Linked DNA regions of Homo sapiens: region 1 is linked to region 2. A link is a loop called in an ENCODE intact Hi-C map of the cell type or tissue named here. Cell type or tissue: chondrocyte. All regions are shown on one strand. Each heading gives the region's core, and the rest is flanking DNA. Links, peaks and the distances in the headings are about the cores only.

Region 1 (6,078 bases), core at 499-5,498, 320 kb before region 2:
TGCACATTTCAAAATAGCTAGAAGAAAGAACTTGAAATGTACCCAATACATAGAAAAGATAAATACTCAGATGATGGATATACCCCAAATGGCCTGACTTGATCATTATGTCAGAGGCGTTTGAACCAGAGTGACTCCATCTTGAATAGGGGCTGGGTAAAATAAGGCTGAGACCCACTGGGCTGCCTTCCCAGGAGGTTGAGGCATTCTTAGTCACAGGATGAGACAGGAGGTTGGCACAAGATACAGGTCATGAAGACCTTGCTGATAAAACAGGCTGCAGTAAAGAAGCTGGCCAAAACACACCAAAACCAAGATGGTGACGAGAGTGACCTCTGGTCGTCCTCACTGCTACACTCCCACCAGCGCCATGACAGTTTACAAATGCCATGGCAACGTCAGGAAGTTACCCTATATGGTCTAAAAAGGGGAGGCATGAATAATCCACCTCTTGTTTAGCATATCATCAAGAAATAACCATAAAAATGGGCAACCAGCAGCCCTGCCTATGGAGTAACCATTCTTTATTCCTTTAATAAACTTGCTTTCACTTTACTCTATGGACTCGCCCTGAATTCTTTCTTTCATGAGATCCAAGAACCTTCTCTTGGGGTCTGGATCAGGACCCCTTTCTGGTAACAATTACACATTCTATGCAGGTAACAAAATTTCCCATGTACCCCATAAATACATACAAATATAATGTGTAAACAAAAATGAAATTCTAAGGCCCCTCAACCATCCGAATGTACTTCCTCCTTAGCCACGGCTATTTTAAAATTTAACCCGAGAGACTGTTTCAGGCCATGATGGGAAGTGGGGGTCAGACAGGCCTCATGATATCTCTCCAGCATTAACATCAATACAGACTTTAAGTCTAGTAAGAAACATTTTACAACCTCTTTTCTCTAAAGCCTAGTACCTAAAAGCTTCCTCTGCAAATAAGAACTTCGGTCTCCATAATCGTTTATCTGAACCTGGGCATTCCTCTTTTTTTTTTTTTTTTTGAGACGGAGTCTCACTCTGTCACCCAGGCTGGAGTGCAGTAGCGAGATCTCGGCTCACTGCAACCTCTGCCTCCCGGGTTCAAGCAATTCTCCTGCCTCAGCCTCCTGAGTAGCTGGGATTACAGGCGCCTGCCACCATGCCCAGCTAATTTATGTACTTTTAGTAGAGACGGGGTTTCACTGTGTTGGCCAGGCTGGTCTTGAACTCCTGACCTCATGATCCACCCGCCTCAGCCTCCCAAAGTGCTGGGATTACAAGCGTGAGTCACCATGCCCGGCTGGCATTCCTTTTTATGGATCCCAGGTCTTCAGATAAACTCAGCCAATTGTCAATCAGCAAAATTTTTAATCGACCTATAAGCTGGAAACCCCCTGCTTCGAGTTGTCCAGCCTTTCTGGACCAAACCAATGTATTTCTTTTTTTCTTTTTCTTTTTTCTTTTTTTTTTTTTTTGAGATGGAGTCTCGCTCCGTCGCCCAGGCTGGAGTGCAGTAGTACCATCTCGGCTCACTGCAACCTCCGCCTCCCAGGTTCAAGCAATTCTCCTGGCTCAGCCTCCTGTGCAGCTGGGACTACAGGTACTGGCCACCACACATGGCTAATTTCTGTATTTTTAATAGAGACGGAGTTTTACCATGTTGGTCAGGCTGGTCTCGAGGTCCTGACCTCAGGTGATCTGCCCGCCTCAGCCTCCCGAAGTTCTGGGATTACAGGCGTGAGCCACCGTGCCTGGCTTATATTTCTTAAATGTATTTGATTGATGTCTCATGTCTCCCTAAAATGCATAAAACCAAGCTGCGCCCCAACCACCTTGGGCACAAGTTCCCAGGACTTCCTGAGGGCTGTGTCCCAGGCGATGGTCACTCACATTCGGCTCAGAATAAATCTCTTCAAATATTTTACAGAGTTTGACTCTTTTTGTCAACAAACGGACCCCCCAAAAGTGCAAATCTGACCATGGCACTCCCCATCTTCAGTGGCTCCACACGGCCCTTAGGAGGTCTAAATTCTACCAATTGCACATGGACAGAAAGATGGAAGTAATAGACACTGGAGACTCCAAAAAGGGGGAGGGAAGGAGGGGGCTGAGGGTTGCAAGATTACCTGTCGAATACAATGTACAATATTTGAGAGATGTCACTGCCCGAGGGGTTCTTCCTGCCCACTGCATAAAGAAAGACCACAGTATTGTAGTAGAGAGAGTTTAATAGACAGGAGGCCAGTCACACCATGTGTGTGGGCATGGGCTGGGCCCTTGGGCCCTCCACCCAAGCTCCCCAACCCCCTTTGTCTCTGCCTTGCCCGGGGCTGGCTCCCTTCTCAATGCTTGATGTCGCTGAGCACATGACTTCAAACTGAAAGCAAAAAAATGTGCTTTTTCCTTTGGACCCTACCTGCAAATGCCAATTACGCCTTGGATTTGCCAGCAGCTGGTAGGAATGAGTGAGAGGCTTGTCTCTGAGATGACTCATTTCCTCTCTGGTATTTGCAAGGAAGCAAGGAATGAGCAACCAGAAACAGAGCTTCAAGAACAAATTCCACCCTACAAATGCTGCGAGGATCCTCTCGGGGCCCTCAGAGGGCAATGAGGCATGTTATATGAAGATTAGCAGAGAGAACAGAAATCCCCTACATAAATAAATAAATAATGAGCCGGTAAATACTGACAGCCGCATTCATTTCCTCGGCCACATTTCCCTTTAACACTCCCTGCCTGGTAAAAGAAGTTTGCTTCTGAATAAGGACTTCGGGAGAATCCTCCCCAAGCCATCAGCCGACAGGAGAGCTATCCCGGCCCCCAGGACAAACTGCGTAGCCTCAGTCTGCCCCTTTGCAGGGGGTCAGGTTAGGCAGGCCATGATTTGAAGCCCCATCCTATGATTTTATGATGCAAACTCCCCACATTGCACTAGAGTGTTCCATATTGGGAAACCTTCCCAACCCACAGCCGGGCTGTGCCTGGGACATGGCGAGTGAGAATGGCAGGGACTATGTTTTCTTCACTGACACCTTCCCAGTGCCATTCTCTGTGAACCACATTTAAGCACCCCCTAGAACTAAATAATCAATAATCAACCTTCTTTTTTTTTTTTTTTTTTTTTTGAGACAGAGTCTCACTCTGTCGCCCAGGCTGGAGTGCAGTGGTGCGATGTCGGCTCACTGCAACCTCCCACTCCCGGGTTCAAGCGATTCTCATGCCTCAGCTTCCCAAGTAGCTGGGATTACAGGCGTGTGCCACCATGCCCAGCTAGTTTTTGTATTTTTAGTAGAGACAGGGTTTTGCTATGTTGGCCATGCTGATCTCGACCTCCTGGCCTCAAGTGATTCACCCACCTCAGCCTCCCAAATTGCTGGGATTACAGGCATGAACCACCATGCCTGGCCAAGATAAATAGTATTTTGATGCAATGTTTAATAAATCAAAAATCATGCAGAAAATCCACGGTGAGCAAAATGTCAGAAGTTGAAATAAAGACAGGTTCCCCGGGCTCACAATCCTCCCCCTGGTCTGGGCCCTGAGAGAAGGAGTTTCCACCAGCCCTTCTCACTTGCTACATTCTGGTTGTATTTTCCATCCATGTCTAGCGTGGTCCCAGATTCTCTCCTCATCCTTGTCCCCAACACACACAGACCCACAGATGCATTAGATGTATTCAGCTCGGCTGAAAGTGCTTGTGCTTTTGAGCTTGGTCGTAGATATCACTCTACTCACCCAAGTCAGAACAGGGCCCCTCATGGACACTCTCACCCCATCAGAGCACCTACTGCCTTCTCCTTTCTTTGAGGGCTAGGGCTGGATCTTGTGTAATATTCGAACCCCAACACCGGGCAATGGGAATCCCATCCATATCACAGGAATGAATGCATGCATGGACAACCTGAAATAGGGCAGGCAGATCCCAGTGCTCCCGGCACCCGGCAGGTGGTCCCCCAGGGCCTTGCTTCCAGGGACAAAAGCTCACAGTGGAAAAGCAGCCTGCTCCACAGTGGAAAAGCTTGGCCGGACACAAGGCTGTTCCTTATCTTGAGCCTTAATGGTCCTTGTAAGAGCATCTTTTCAGGTATCTGAAGAAAGGGCTCTCTCAGCCCCAGTCTTTTTTCTTTTTCTTTTTTTTTTTAGACTAAACATCTTCAGGTCCTTTAAAGCCTTCTTTAAAGGGCTGGATGCAGTGGCTCACACCTGTCATCCCAGCATTTTGGGTGAACAAGGCCAGAGAATTGCTTGAGGCCAGGAGTTTGAGACCAGCCTGGGCAACAGAGCAAGACCCCTGTCTCTACACACACAAAAAAAGAATAACTCAGCTGGGCGAGTTAACCCATTCAAATGCTAATCTCTTCTGAAAACACCAGCACAGACACGTGCAGAATTAATATTTAATCCGGGCACCCTGCGACCAGTGAAATTTACCTATGAAATTAACCATCCCAATATTGCACCTCAGCTCAAAACCCTCCCATGGCTCCCATTCTACTCAGAGTACACACCAAGATCTACATGACGGCAAATGGTTCATCCTCCTCCTTCCTTCCCTTATCTCCTCTCACTCTCACCTTTGCTGATGCCACTCCGGCCACAGTGGCCTCCTTGCTCTTCCTCAACTGGACCAAGCTTGTTCTTGTTGAAGGGCTGTTGAATTTCCCATCCTTCCCACATGGAATATTCTTCCTCCAGAAGCCCACAAGACTTGTTCCCTTACTTCATTCAGATTTACTACTGAGTCTGGGCATGGTGGCTCACACCTAATCCCAGTGCTTTGGGAGGCCAATAAGGGATGATAGCTGAAGCCCAGGAATTCCAGACCAGCCTGGGCAACATAGTGAGACCTCTCTACAAAATATTAAAAATTAGCTGGGTGTGGTCATGCATGTCCATCAGTACCAGCTACTCAGGAGGTAGAAATGGGAGGATCGCTTGAGCCCAGGAGGTTGAGGCTACAGTGAGCTATGATCATACCACTGCACTCCAGCCTGGGCAACAGGGCAATTGTCTCAAGAAAAAAAAAAAAAGTAAAAATAAAAATAAAAGATTTACTACTTAAACACTTCCTTACACCACAATGTTCCCTGGCTACAGAATGCAAAACAATCTCCCCTCTCCCTTCCAATCTCTCTCTCCTTTCTCCAAATTATGTATTTATTTGCTCATTGTCCACTGCAACAGGCAGGAATTGTATCTGTTCTGTTCCTTCCTGCATTCCCAGGGCCAGAATAGGGCCTGGTACCCAGTAAGTGCTCATTGAACAACTGAATGAATAAACGAATTGAAGTACCTGTACCCTAATTTATCAGCATCAACACATACTATTCTTGGGTAGTATTCTAACGACGTGGCCTATCTCAAATTTGCTTATTTTCTTTAAATCTGAAATGGCACTTCTCCCTTGGGTCCTCAATATCAAGCTCCATGATTTCCGGATTGCACTGGAAGATCCAAACACTTTGTCCTGGCTGTTTTCAGCTCTTGCTGAATTCAGTCTCTGGCCTGCCTTTCAGTATGAGGTGCCCTGGTATTTTTAGAAGAGCACTTCTCATGTGTTTGTGAGGGCCAATTACACCAGCTGCCTCTCTGGGTATGTTTCCATTTGCTGGCTGATTTTTACATTCCATGCAAACATTGATGAGATTGTCCACTAAATGGGTATCAATCCTAACAAGCATCAATGAAATTCCGGTTCTGAGTGTCCTTGGCCACCATAGCTACCCGGTGAAACTCATTAGGGTCCATGAAAAGAGATAGAAATGCAGAGTCAGCCAGACAAAAAGAGGTCAAGGAAAGGAGGAGGGGATCAGTGCACTGGGGGCCTTATGGGTGTGTTAGGGCAATGCTGAGACCTTCATCCAGACTGGATGTTCTGAGTTTATCCTTGGCTTTTTTGGCACGGGAGTTTGCCAAGCGAAGGCTGTTCCTTATCTTGAGCCTTAATGGTCCTTGTAAGAGCATCTTTTCAGTTACCTGAAGAAAGGGCTGTTTAGGTGGTATTGTGAACCTGGTGACTTTGGCCTGGTGTAGTGGCTCACACCTATAATCCCAGCCCTTTGGGAGGCCAAGGTGGGAGGACTGCTTGAGTTC
Region 2 (6,078 bases), core at 463-5,462:
CCCAACTGTGTCCATGACATCACTCTTCACTGAGATGCTGCGCTGCTCATCTCATCCTGGATTGAGAAGAGAGAAGCATGAACTGGGATCCCCCACAGCTTTTTCAATTTTTAAAAAATGTGACTCAGGCCTTAGGTTTTTTTAAAAAAAATTCTTCCTGAATTTGGGCACCACAATGCCCCATTAATTTATTTTTTATTTTTTGTAGAGATGGGGGTCTTGCAATAACAGCACCCTTAGCTCACTTCTTACTGTTAAGCTATCTCCAAACATAAGATGCTTCCCCAATTGATTGACTCACCACTGAGCCCCATTCCGGTATGGCTTAGCCAGAGGGCCTAAGCCAAATGAGTCGGCCTGCCAAACCTAGAGCATGCTATTCCTCCCTGACCAACACCACACACCTTGGGAACCATGCATCCTCATCAGGCCCATCTTTAGGAGAGAAGGTGTTTCCTCATCCCCAACCTCGCCAAGGGAGAAAACGTAGGGTTAACTGGTCAAATAGCAAGCCCAGGCTCCAGATATTGTCAAGGAGCTTCTCCTTCCAGCTTCCTGCAGCTCAGGTTATAAATAAAGTCAGTGGAAAGAAAAATAATATCCATGGAGACTTGCTGAAATGAAATACAGAGCAGCCATTCCTCTTCAGATTTGAAAGTTATTTTGGGAATAAATCTCATCAGCGGCGAGCTGCTCACTGGTGTTACCTCCTGCAAAGCAGGATTTACTGGACTAGTGTCGTGATAGAGAACTACCGTGGTAGTCACTCCCAGCTGTCTTCCTGAGATCCCTTCCTCCACTTCTCCCATTCTCTTCTACACCAGCAGAACATCGCGTGGCATTCCATCCAGCCCAGAATGAAGGACAGAGCCACTTCTCTAGCCCTTTTGTTACTAGGTGTACCTGGGTGACTCTGGTAGGGCCAATAGAAAGGAAAGTCTTCTGAAAAGATTCTGGAAGGATTCATCTTTGCTAATAAAAAGGACTGCCCTTTTCTATCCACCCTGCTTGAGATGCTGGGGTTAGGATACAATGTTTGGATTAGCCATGAAGGAAAGGGAAACATATATGTTGCACTGCTGAACTGCTTGAAGGCATCTGGGACCCCAGGCCACTAGAATCCTTAGGTAAATATTAGGTTGGTGCAAAAGTAACTGCAGTTTTTGCCATTACTTTAAATGCAAAAAACAATTACTTTTGCACAAACCTAATACTAAATGTCCTCATGATCTCAGACAGTGCTACGTGTTCTTCTATTTGCAAACAGATGCAAATAGGCACACGGAATGTGAAGTTACATTTACAAAGACGATGCCATTGAACACATAGTGATATGATTTAGGGAATCCTTTGTGACAAAGTAAGGGAAATTTCTTTAGCGTCTCAGCCCCTGGCAGAGTCATTCTGCTTCTGATTCATTTCATCCTGGAGACATCGTGAACCATATGGATGATATATGTATTCTTCTGTTTTCATGCTGCTGATAAAGACATATCTGAGACTGGGCAATTTACAAAAGCAAGAGGTTTGATGGACTTACAGTTCCACATGGCTAGGGAGGCCTCACAATCATGACAGAAGGCAAGGAGGAGCAAGTCACGTCTTACACAGATGGCGGCAGGCAAAGAGAGAGCTTGTGCAGGGAAACTCCCCCTTATAAAACCATCAGATCTTGTGAGACTTATTCGCTATCACGAGAACAGCATGGGAAAGGCCTGCCCCCATGATTCAATTACCTCCCACCAAGTCCCTCCCACAACACGTGGGAATTCAAGATGAGATCTGGGTGGGGACATAGCCAAATCATATCAATATATTTCTCTCTTAGTGTTGGCTGGTAGAAAGTAGAGGTCCAAGTTTAGAAATAAGTATTCTAAACATTTCTGGCAAATGCGCTAAACATCACAGCATATGCAGTTTGTATTTACATGACCCCAAATTCATCCCCACTCTCCCTCCACCCTTTATTATGGGAATTCCTTAACATAACTCTTATTATCATTATAATATCCTATATTCATAGGAATATTCCTCTAGTATGTAACTTGAATACTATCTCAAATAATTCTTGAAATTAATAAGCAAATGTAAATAAAAGGATAGCTTGGGGGACAACTTTTGCAGTAAATGACACGACAAAAGTGTAGACAAAAGTTATGCGAACCCAGACGAAGGCATGGTTTTCTCTCCTTGGTCTCGGCAGGGAGCATGCATGGCTTCCTCAAGGAGATAACATTTGGATGTGGTCTCAGAGGGGTGGAAACTCCTTCCCAGCAGAAGGGAAAGCGTGTGCCTCAACTCACATAAGGAAGAAGCAAATTTAGCAGGGAATGAGATGGGAGGCAGGTAGCTGGGCAGGATGGCAAGGCTGGAAAGACAAACAGGAATTAGACTGCCAAGGGTCATGGATTTATTCACTGAGTCACAGTGAACCAAGAAAGGTTTTGAGTAGGAAAGAGAAAAGAAATGATCAGGTCTGGATGCAATGACAGCATAAAAATGACTGACAAGAGTTGGAAAAATGGCACTGAAGGGAAAAAAGACTAGGTAGAGGGTGACATCAGCTGTCCAAGTCAGACTCAAAAGGATTTGAGCTAGGACAAGTGGTGGATAGAGAGTAAAAAGAAATGAGCTGGGCGCAGTGGCTCACATCTGTAATCCCAACACTTTGGGAGGCCGAGGTGGGCAGATCACCTGAGGTCAGGAGTTCGAGACCAGTATGGCCAACATGGTGAAACCCCGTCTCTACTAAACATACAAAAATTACCCAGGCGTAATGGTGCTTGCCTGTAATGCAGCTACTTGGGAGGCTGAGCCATAAGAAATCCGTTGAACCCAAAAGGCAGAGGTTGCAGTGAGCTGAGATCGTGCCACTGCACTCCAGCCTGGGCAACAGAGCTTGACTCTGTTTCAAAAAAAAAAAAAAAAACTAAAGAGAAATGAAAGGCACTTCCAAAGCAGAGCCCAGAGCAGTTGCTGGCTTGTCTTCCCCAATACCTGTCACATCCCTTTTCTCATTGCATCCATGTTTATTTATCTCGTGCAAAGTGCCTGAAGCTGCAAGGTTCTGGGGATACAGAGGGGCTCTTGATCTAGCCAGGGGGACAGACAATTCCAGAGGAGCCTAACAAAGAGAGGATGCTGAAGATGTAAGTCCTAAATCAAATGGAGGGAGGGCAGTGAATTTGGTATAGAATGTTCGAAAAATCCTATTCATTCCCTCCCTACTCCTGAGAAACACATAGTGATCCTGTGACATCAGCCCCAATGCCTCTTTTGAAAGCAGTTCTATAAAAGGCAATGCCAAGGAATGAGAATGGAAACCGAACAGTCTGGGTGTGGGATGACCCTTGGCAACACGGGTGAGATCACACCCTGCCTTGGTCCCGGCACTGGCAGCCAGGATCTGCTCCCACCGAGCTGCAATCCAATGCTTCTTTCTTCCTCTGCAAATATCCTTCAAGGCTTGACAAATGTGAGTCACCACGACAAGAATAGTGCCATTCCTAAATAGCAGGTCTTTATATACTTTGTTTCCTTGCTCCTATTTGCTACTTTGTCACTAAGCTTTCCAGACAACTGCCCCCATGCAACAAACTCCCCTCTGACCCGGAGCCTTCAGACTTCCCAGAATTGGATGAAATGGAAAACACACAAGACCCCTGAATCAGGCTCAATGAGGCACGTCCCACCTACCCACCTGCTGTGCCCCTTTTCTCCCAAAGGTCTCAGTGTGGCCTCTTTCTAATAACCAGAAACTGTGATCTAAGCATCCCAATGAAGTAACCTTTACAATCTCCCAGAGCCAGAGAAATGCACAAATGAAAAGAAAAAAAAAATGCTTCACTCATAAGCATTGTTCTATTCTAAAAATAGTGCTCTAACCAATACTCACCAACCACTTGGACTTCAGATTTAACTTCTCATTTTCTGGTTCCTTCTAATGAGTATGCTTAACTTGGTAGAAGGAACCAGAAAATGAGAAGTTGAGTAGGAACTCTACTGCTACTCCAGAGACAGGTCTTAACGGAGCACAGAGTGGGTGCAACCAAGGAAGACTTCCTAGAGGTGGGGCTATGAAGACCAGGAAGTCTTCCTCGATTGCATCCACTCTCTGCTCTCTTAAGACCTGTCTCTATCATAGCACTTGATAAGCTGTATTATAATTTTCCGTTTAGATGCCCGTCTCCTCCAACAGATTGTGAGTTTCCTCTCTCATGGCAGAAAGTGGGTCTTATTGCCTCTGTAAGCCAGCACCTAGTGTAATAACATATACCCAGCAGGGTAAAACGTATACTCAAAAATGTGACATAAACCACAATGAGATACCACCTCACACCCATTAAAATGGCTACTGTCAAGAAAACAAAATAACAAGTGTTGGCGAGGATGTGGAGAAAGTGGTACCTTGTGCACGGCTGATGGGAATGCAAAATGCTGCAACCCCTATGGAAAACAGTATGGCGGTTCTGCAAAAAGTTAAACATAGAATTACCACAGGATCCAGGAATTTTACTTCTGGGCATAAACCCCAAAGAAATGAAAGCAGGGACCAGGGGTGGTGGCTCACGCTTGTCATCCCAGCACTTTGGGAGGCCAAGGTGGGCAGATCACTTGAGGTCAGGAGTTCAAGACCAGCCTGCCCAACATAGTGAAACCCCATCTCCACTAAAAATACAAAAATTAGCCAGGTGTGGTGGTGGGCACCTGTAATCCCAGGTACTCGGGAGGCTGAGGCAGGAGAATGGCATGAACCCAGGAGGCAGAGGCTGCAGTGAGCTGAGACTGTGCCACTGCACTCCAGCCTGGGCAACAGAGCGAGACTCTGTCTCAAAAAACAAAACAAAACAAAACAGAAATGAAAACAGGGACTTGAACAGATATTTGCACACTCATGCTCATAGTAGCACTATTTGCAATAGTCAGTAGGTAGAAGCAACCCAAGTACCCATCAACAGATGAATAAACAAAAGAGGATACATTAAGTTGGTGCAAAAGTAATTTCTGTTTTTTGCCATTACTTTCAATGGCAAAAACAGCAATTATTTTTGCACCAGCCTAAGATGTAAACATACAATGGATTATTATTCAGCCTTCAAAAGGAAGGAAATCCTAACACATGCTACAACTTGAATGAACTTTGAGGACGATATTCTAAGTGAAATAAACCAGTCACAAAAGGACAATTACTGTATGATTTCACTTAAATGAGGTATGTAGAGTAGTCAAATTCTAGAGACAGAGAAAGAAGAATAGTGGGGGGCGTTGACAGCAGGTAGGGGGAGTTATTGTTTAATGGGTACAGAGCTTCAGATCTGCATGATGAAAACAGTTCTGTTGCCCAAAAATGTGTATATACTTAACGCTACTGATATATGCACATATAAATTGTTAAGATGGTAAATTTCATGTTATGTATGTTTTACCAAAATTAGAATTTATTTTATTTTATTTTGAGACAAATCTCACTCTGTCACCCATGCTGGAGTGCAATGATGCGATCTTGGCTCACTGCTATTTCTGCCGCCTAGGTTCAAGTGATTCTCCTGCCTCAGCCTCCCAAGTAGCTGGGATTACAGCCACGCACCACCACACCCGCCTAATTTTAGTATTTTTAAGTAAAGATGGAGTTTAGCCATGTTGGCCAGGCTGGTCTCGAGCCCCTGACCTCAAGTGATCCGCCTGCCTCAGCCTCCCAAAGTGCTGGGATTACAGGCGTGGGCCACCATGCCCGGCCTAATTAGAAATTTTTTAATTGTAAATCAGGACACTCTCTTGCTTAAAGCTTCCAGTGGCTTTCCACGGTACCTGGATTTTTTTTCTTTTTTTAAGTGGCAGAATGAATTGGATGATGTCAGAGGAAGAGTCTTCTAAGGCCAGTCCGTGGAGTTAGTAATTATCTCTCTTCGAATCCAAAAGGTTCATTGAGATATGGAAACTTCTCTGGCTCTGGGTGACATCAGGTCGCCAACCTAGTAAGTCCTTTACTGCTGACCCCGCACTGGACTGAGATGACAACTTCCTGGAGGGGCCCTCCCCCGTCCCCTCACCGTTGTCATAACACCCACCAAACTCACA

The links. A loop is a pair of places that touch in the nucleus more often than their neighbours do. Peaks named below come from ENCODE experiments on the same cell type or tissue, not always from the same donor. Only the 100,000 strongest peaks of a DNase experiment are listed, where the experiment ranks them.
Region 1: a loop joins it to region 2, with 1.8 times the contacts of the local background. A loop is called at or near these places in 2 of 110 quality-filtered maps.

The regions. Positions count from the first base shown.
Region 1 is chr7:71,630,136-71,636,213 of GRCh38, reverse strand. The region is part of intron 6 of GALNT17 (polypeptide N-acetylgalactosaminyltransferase 17); the gene reads right to left. Among named protein-coding and RNA genes, the nearest start is that of MIR3914-1, 330 kb to the right of the region's middle. In chondrocyte, for the core only: a CTCF peak has its summit at 2,578; no DNase peak of the experiment used is centred there.
Region 2 is chr7:71,305,596-71,311,673 of GRCh38, reverse strand. All of the region lies in intron 1 of GALNT17 (polypeptide N-acetylgalactosaminyltransferase 17), which reads right to left. MIR3914-1 (microRNA 3914-1) reads left to right here and starts at 3,904; the gene lies at 3,904-4,002. It overlaps MIR3914-2 (microRNA 3914-2), which reads right to left and starts at 4,000; the gene lies at 3,906-4,000. In chondrocyte, for the core only: no CTCF peak of the experiment used is centred there; a DNase peak (open chromatin) is centred at 3,382.